2 separate regions of the Homo sapiens genome follow, and region 1 is linked to region 2. Evidence: chromatin contacts called from ENCODE Hi-C or POLR2A ChIA-PET data. All regions are on one chromosome and are shown on one strand. Each heading gives the region's core, a stretch centred on a gene start or an enhancer-like site at or near the end of the contact. The rest is flanking DNA. Distances are from core to core; before and after follow the strand shown. Region 1 has its middle 210 kb from the start of RUNX1. Region 2 has its middle 36 kb from the start of RUNX1.

Region 1 (3,909 bases), core at 1,075-3,574, 170 kb before region 2:
ACCTGGCACATAATAGACATTTCAATAAATACTTCTTGAATAAATATTGCACTTACTGGTTGAAATTCCCTCTCACTTTTTGCCCAAGGCAGCCTGCTAAAGGCATACTCAGAACCAGCTCAACTGTTTTCTTTGGGAATTCCTCTCAGCATCCTCTCACCTCCATAGAATGAATTATCGTCGTCATTCATTTTCCCATAGAATCTGTTTACCTTATTTATCATTTTTGTTTCACTGCCTGTTTCTGCGTTCATCACCGCACCATGGTATTAAAGCAAGACTGCTCATGAATCAACTTGTAATTTCGACCATGGTATGTATTCCCCACGCAATTCTTACTTCCCTTCAGAGAGGATTCCCTTTCTGACTTGTCTCTCCATTTGGAGAAAAACCCTTTTGTTCCATCAAGCCTGTAGATAAGGTCTAAGGCAGACTTGATTATACCAAAATCTGGTTACATCGCACTCACAACTAAGTGTGATTTTGGTGACTTGGGAAAACCGATGATAGTTTATTAATTATTCAAGCAGCCTTAGATATGAATTGGAAAATTATGCTGAAAACTACTAGTTGGTTTTAGGGCCCCAAATCAAGGCATTTCCTTTGGATCCATTGTTTTCTAATATTTGCAAGCTTTTCAGGATTAAAACCTTGAGATTATTTTTTGTATTATATTTGTGGTCCAATCTCATTTGATGACTTTAAGAGTAACTAAGTCTACTCACATATTCCATAGGAAGCATTATCCAAGCACCGGAGACCATGCTCTCTTCAACTTCAAACTGCAGTCAAGTGGAGTAAATAATGCAGAGAGCTAAATTAACTCAAAGCACCAATGATCATGGAATAACATTCCTCTGTTTACTGTTCAAGAAAAATCTTTACAAATGCTGAAATGCTGTTAGAAAATCTATAGTTATATTATTATCATCATAAAACTAAGAATTAACCTATCTTTATTCTCCTCTGAAATCTCCTTTCAAGAAATAAAAACAGCAGGTAGAAGATACCTTCAAAATGGAAGAAGCCTTATGCTATTTCATCTATTTGTCTTTCTTTGGGTTAAACTCCAGAAACCCGGCTTGGTGCTTGTTCACTGTCCACACAATAGTAAATGATCCCAGGAGAATAAGTACATGATCAATTCCTCAGTGTCTCTGGCAATATAAGAGTTTAAAAACATGTGTACATGTGCCTGTGCATACAACAATACACATATAAATCACGGATTTTTGCTGAAATGAAATACTGAGGCCATGTGAGCATTTTTCAGTCTTCAACTTAGACACTTGGGCTGCATGCCCAGCTATGACACATCGTCCATGTTTATGAAGTCAATTTCACTTCAGTTGTTAGTATCAGTTACCATCATTCTGGATTTAAAGCCACCAGCCCAGAGCCTTTCTCTGAGCTCTCACAGATTCTAGTAGCTGTAGCAGGCATGTGACACTTCTGTGCACACTGTCTCATCTTGTTCCTGGGCCATCTGTTTGAACAAGGCCTTTTCTCTTCATTTTATTATAAATTCTTGAATCCAGGAAGCATGTCTGATATTTCTCAGAATCCTTTTTAATGTCTACCCCAGAAGTCTGTTCTAACAAGTACTCCAAAAATGTTGATTGATTCTAAATGGATTCTCAATATTATGAACAACATTTTTAGAATAAAAGAAATATTCACTTTTGTGTTTGGAAAATTCAGTGGATATGTTAAAAACAAAATATGGAAATGGGGTGAGCTCTTAAGGACTGTGAATTTCCACAGCAGCGTATAATTTCAGTAGAAGATCCCAATCCAACTTCATGAGGAATATATTAAGAGACAAAATAGAGAAACTATGACAAACTGGGTTTAGTATTTCCACCTCATCAACAATTATTTCTACCACAATCAATGAGAAAAAAACAAAGTTGTCAATCTGGATTGAGAGTGGGCATGTGTGTTTTCTCTCCTCCCTTCTGCCTCCCCCTTTTTCTCTTCTGAAACTGAGTCAGACGAGGCCATATTTCCAGTTAGAGGTCGACATTAGAGCCAAGCAGCTGTTCAGAAATGTCCAAGTAGACAGCAAGTGGCACTGATGGAGTTAACGGCAGTGACTCACTTGGGGCATTCACAGCAGGTCAGCTGAAACTCTCCCTTGCTGTATAGAGAATTTAGTCCTGCTGGGCATGCGCCCAAGACTGTGAGCTGAGGTTGATAACAGCAGAGTGCCTCTTAGTTGCCACTGGTTGCTTTGCCGTTCTCAGTTTTCACAGTTTATTTAAAGGTGGATTTTTGTCTAACGCAATCATGAACGGTGATGGGAAGAACAGGCTGAGCAGCTGTTGACTGAAATAACAGAGGGGAGGACGGGTATCTGGAAATGCTCCACACAAGTTGTCCTGCAAGCTTTGATGATGACGTTCGCATAGAAAATTATTGGTCAGAACCAGGAAGTGGAGCAGGCTTCATGCCAGTAAGGCTAGCTTGGCAAAGGTAAGATTTTTAGGATTTCAGAAAGGTTTCATTCATCTAGGAATCCTTTTCTACAAAATGTTATGGTGTTATAAAGTTACTCAATGGAGCAACAATAAAAACAAATCAAAACCATCCAAAGGAAAAAATACATGAGAAGCAGAGCATACTTATATTTTGTGAGCTTATACAAGTTTCTCAATAACACAGAAGGGAATGTATAAAAATACGATGAAAGGCTGTTGTGAGTTTTTTAATTACAAAATATGATTATTTTAGGAGAAAGAAACATAATTACCTGAACTAACTCAACACTGACACAAGACCTATTTTCCTTTTTTTTTCTTCAAATTATTTTTTAAACTTTTTAAAGGCAAGTATCTTAGATTTGTTCCTTACAGGTAGACATTTCAACAAACAAGAAATAATATTTCCTGATATGAATAGTCATTAGGGTTCAAGCTTTATTTCCCTAAAATTCTAGCATGAGATCATGGTTTCCGTAGATAGGAGAGATCTTGTTTCCATTGCATTTATTTGGTAGAAAAATCTGATTTGACGATTTGTGTTTGCTATCATCAAGTTAATTTTGTGATTAGATCCAAAACCTAATTCTGATAGTCAGACCAGGCTGAAAGCCACAATAGAAAAGGAATTAGTTTCCTTTCCCAAGAATAAAATCCTTGCATTAAATAGAGTTTGGTAAATTAAATGGCTATTTTTGACCAGGAGAGTTTGCTAGGTACTTTAATTCATTAAACAATTTTTTAGATCTGAACCTTTGAAAATATATATTCTAGGTTCAAAAGAGAATGATTGTGCCGTCTGCATTCGTATAGAATGATAGAGCACTGTAGTTGTGGCGGTTTCTCAAGGGCAGAGATTGTGATGGCGTTGCCTGCCACTGTCTACCTCATGGTAGGTGCTTAATGAATGTTGGGTGAACGAATTAATTTTGACCACAGGAAGGCAAGGGCTGACAAGAAGTGTCATCTCTTCTTGGCAGAACAGATTAGTCATTAGGATCAAGTAGAAGAGAGGATGGGATTTAGGGCGATTTAAATCAAGAGTACAGAAGCCATTAGAAGACACTGCTGGGGGAGGAGGGTTTGGGAAAGTGGGAGAGAGTTGTAGGAAAACGTTTGCATTGGCCTGGACTGAGTTCGTTTCTTCTCATGGCGTCAGAGGCCAACTGAAATTCTACAACTGGGGAAAATGAAGAGGACATCGGGGTATCAATGGGGTATAAAGAGAAAGGAATGAGAATAGCCCCAGTAACAGAAACAAATGGGTTTTGAGAATGTGTCTGTTTGTTTCTGTTGCTCCTGCCCTGTTATTCCCCATCTTGGTGTCTGCCTTCCTCATCTCTCCTCTGTTTTAATCTAAAATCTAAAGCTGCTAAGTAAAAACGACTGGTGAAATGTTAGAAACACTTCCCAAACCCTTCAGCATTCT
Region 2 (3,869 bases), core at 883-3,382:
GTTTTCATATAACCCACACATATCCTCTTATATATATAATCATCTCTAGATTACTTATAAATTCTAATGCAATGTAAATGCTATGTAGTTAGTTGTTATAGCCTATTGTTTAGGAAATAATGACAAGAAAAAAAGGTCAGTACATATGCAATACAAACAACCACCTTTTTTTCTCCCCTGAGTATTTTCAGTCCTAAATTGGTTTAATCCATAGACGCAGAACCCACCATTAGGGAGGTCTGACTGTACTTCACGGGTTTCAGCTGGGTTAATAACTAGGCTCTTCTCCTTTGGCAGGCTTTGAACCACATTTTTTTCACTGCAGTATCATGAGATATCCAAGAATTCTGCATCAAGTTTTTGGCCTCTTAGCAACTGATTTCTACTCAGTTTATCTACCTTTCAGCAGGAACAATTTAATAATCAACCAAAAACTTTACGAGAAAAGCAGCTCAGGGTGTTGGTCTCATTTCTCTCTGCTTCCCTTTCCTTTGGAATTTTGGCCCCTCAAGTCCTGGTTGCCTTAGCAGGGCTGAACATCAATTTTTGTCTCCCTGGGGCCACGAGACTCACAAAAGCTCTGCTCAGAGTCTCTTCCTCTTTGCCACTGAGTTATTCCTGACTCACTTGCTCAGCCTCTTTGCCCAGGATATGGACAGGAAAAAGCCTTAGGGGAAAATCAGCATAGAATGGCAGGTTTCTCTTTCCCTCAATGAGCAGGCTTTCTCTTTAAGATACTGAACCCTCAAATCTAGTCCATTTTAGTGAGTCTTTACTCAGATTGTGTGTGTGTGTGTGTGTGTGTGTGTGTGTGTATGTGTGCATACTCTACTCAGCTTTTCGTTTTGTTATTGATAGCAGGTTTTGTCCACCTCTGGCTGGTCCTTCAGAGCTGTTAGCTGAAGCAGTGTCTGATAGATTGAAAAAGCAAAAAATAAAGGACTCATAATAACCTTTCTAGTAAATATCCTTTTTTGCCCCTTTAACATAGCCTGAAAGAAGGAATGTGAAAAAAAATCTCAGAATTATCAAATTTCCCCATAGAATTTCATGCCACTGATAATATTTCAGGCACAAAATGTTTTCTGTTTTTAAAGTTTTTCCATATATTGGACTATAAATTCTTAAATTATCATATATATGGTAGTCCTTAGTGCTGGTTTCCAGATATTCTGGTTCTTCCTTCTTCTGGCACTTCCACCTTCTAGAGGATTCCCCATCCTGGCTCCTCTGTGGTGGGATACAACTTGCTCTGGCCAATGCATTGTGAGTATAAGTAAAGTGCCTGTATTAGCAGTTATCTCATTGCTATAAAGAAATACCTGAGACTTGGTAATTGATAAAGAAAAGAGGTTTAATTGGCTCATGGTTCTGCAAGCTGTACAGGAAGCATAACAGCTTCTGCTTCTGGGGAGGCCTCAGGAAACTTACAATCTTGGTGAAAGGCAGAGGGGCAGCAGGTGTGTCTTACAGCCAGAGCAGGAGAAAGATAGAGGGGGGAGGTACTACACACTTTTAAACAACCCAGAGCTCATGAGAACTCACTCGCAACAATAGTACTGGTACTAAACCACTCATGAGAAACCACCCCCATGACCCAATCACCTCCCACCCAGCCCCCACCTCTAGCATTGGGGATTACATTTCAACATGAGATTTGGGTGGGGACACAAATCCAAACTATATCAGCCCCCCATTGAGACCCCCAGAGTTATTTTCTTCTGCCACTGTGACCATTACTGGTCTAAACTGTCCTGCATTTTAGGGTGAAAATGAGAACAACATGGAACAGAATTCCTTCCTAAGCCTCAGGAGATAAATAGCATGGGCAATAAATTAACCTTGTTTTAAATCATTGAAATCATGAGGTTGCTTGTTACTGCATCATAACACAGCTTATCCTGATTCATACATTAAAGATTGCAAGAAATATATAGAATCCCATTTTATTGATAAAATTAAACAAGGCTCAGATTCTTGCTCAGAAAAGCTCCTTGCGAACATGAACATGTCTTATTTATTTTTATTGGCCCTTCATCTAATATAGCTTAGCTAAACTATGCAATACAGAAGATGACTGAGGAATTTCTGAGACGACTGGATGAATGACCAAATAAATTCCTTTGTGTGAGTCAGTATACATAAGAAGACAGGAAGGCAGGATATTATGATCTCACAAGATAAATCTGGATTCAAATCGTGGTTCTAACTTTATCTATGTGACCCTGAGCAAGTATCTGAATTTCTCTAAGTCTCAGCTTCCCAAACTGTAAAATGAGAAAAATAATATCTGCCTCTAAGGGTTGTTAGGAGAATTGAAAGAGATAACTTTGTGATGACATTAGCCTACATTCTGGCACATACTAATACTAAAAAATGGCAGGCATTATCATTATCCCTCAAAAATTAGCGGGAAGAAAGAAAAGTATAGGAATCAATGTAGGTGGGGGATGTCAATATTTAATAAGTCACTGGTAACTTTTCTCTAGATTTATATCAAAGTCAAAGAAAAGGAATCTGGAGAACAAAACAAAGCTAGTTTCCAGAAAAATTAATGAAAGGCAAAAATAACTGAATCCATTAATCCATTCAAGAAACTATGAAATTAAAATATGAGGTGTGAATATGTACATATGTGTATTTTATATATATATATATATACACACACACACACACATATATATATAGGAGATGTATTTGAAATTTGAGACATGAGATGGATGAATAAGCAGGTAAACAGACAGATACATACTAGTTAGATATTAAGTGTAAGGGTTATATTAAAATATATTGGCAAAGCTCTCTTGAATAGAATCACTTTAGTGCAAATGAGAAGAGTTTCTAAGAAGAGAATGATTGTTACTTGGACATGGAGTCATTAAAAGGAAAAGACTAACAGCCTGGAAAAATGTACGTCATTTATGCATGCCGATGATGACACGAAACTTCCGAAGTTTCATTTTAAGAAATCCAGACTATAAGCAAAATACTTCTGATCACTAATGTTACAAAGATTTTCCAGAAAAGCCATGTTTGAGCTTCAGAGAAGTGGGTAATAAGATGCTAATGCAATCTCTACATCTTAAGGCTTGAATGGGGTGGACATCCAATATGGCGCACTCACAAAGCTGGCAGCTGACGCCGTCATCTGGGAGCATAGATGGGCTTGTTGACTAGGCCTACACATGGCCTCAGCATGACAGCCTGATTCAGAGGCCAAAGCCCAAGCAAAAGGTACCAGTCCTCTTAAAGACTAAGTCCAGAATGGCATAGCATCACGTTCACCAAACTCCATTGGTCAAAGTAGCCCCAGGCCAGCTAAGATTCAAGTGGAAGAGAAATAGTATAGTGTCTTAGTGCATTTTGTGTTGCTATAAAGGTATACCTGAGGCTGGATAATTTATCAAGAAAAAGGGTTTATTTGGGTCACAATTCTGGCTGGCTGGAAAGTTCAAGATCGGGCATCTGCAACTGGTGAGGGCCTCAGGCTTCTTCCAGTCATGGGTCAAGGTGAAGGAGAGCAGTTGTGTGCAGAGATCACATGGCAAGAGAAGAAGAATGGTGGGGAGGCATCAGGTTCTTTTTACAACCAGCTCTTGAGGGAACTAATGAAGTGAGGACTCACTCACCCCTGAAGAAAGAGGGTATTAATCTATTCCTGAAGGATATGCCCTCATGATGCAAACGTCTCCTATTAGACCCCACTGCATCCAACACTGGAGATTGAATTTCAGCATGAGGTTTGAGGGGAAACATTTCCAAACCACAGCAGACAACCATCAAAAGACTGTCAGATAATTTGCATCCATCTTTATTGTGCCACACTCTAGTACGTAGATGTCACTATGCAAATATCTTTCTAATGAGTG

The links. Hi-C counts contacts between places; a loop is a spot of excess contacts on that map. ChIA-PET counts read pairs that join two places held with the same protein, here RNA polymerase II (POLR2A). Pooled maps may share reads with other maps.
Region 1: a map of endothelial cell of umbilical vein shows a loop between it and region 2 (2.1-fold over the local background). The contact joins two enhancer-like sites. A Hi-C loop is called at or near these places in 1 of 168 maps with a recorded cell type or tissue (endothelial cell of umbilical vein) and 9 of 50 pooled maps. POLR2A ChIA-PET finds 5 or more read pairs at or near these places in 2 of 52 experiments (MCF 10A and activated CD4-positive, alpha-beta memory T cell).

The regions. Positions count from the first base shown.
Region 1 is chr21:35,255,031-35,258,939 of GRCh38, reverse strand. No RefSeq gene overlaps it. Among named protein-coding and RNA genes, the nearest start is that of RUNX1, 210 kb to the right of the region's middle. Within about 2 kb of position 2,324, at least 29 of the 41 ENCODE cell types and tissues checked have a DNase peak (open chromatin) inside an H3K27ac peak, as active enhancers do; they include endothelial cell of umbilical vein, where a contact is called at or near this core.
Region 2 is chr21:35,083,339-35,087,207 of GRCh38, reverse strand. No RefSeq gene overlaps it. Among named protein-coding and RNA genes, the nearest start is that of RUNX1, 36 kb to the right of the region's middle. Within about 2 kb of position 2,132, at least 3 of the 41 ENCODE cell types and tissues checked have a DNase peak (open chromatin) inside an H3K27ac peak, as active enhancers do; they include endothelial cell of umbilical vein, where a contact is called at or near this core.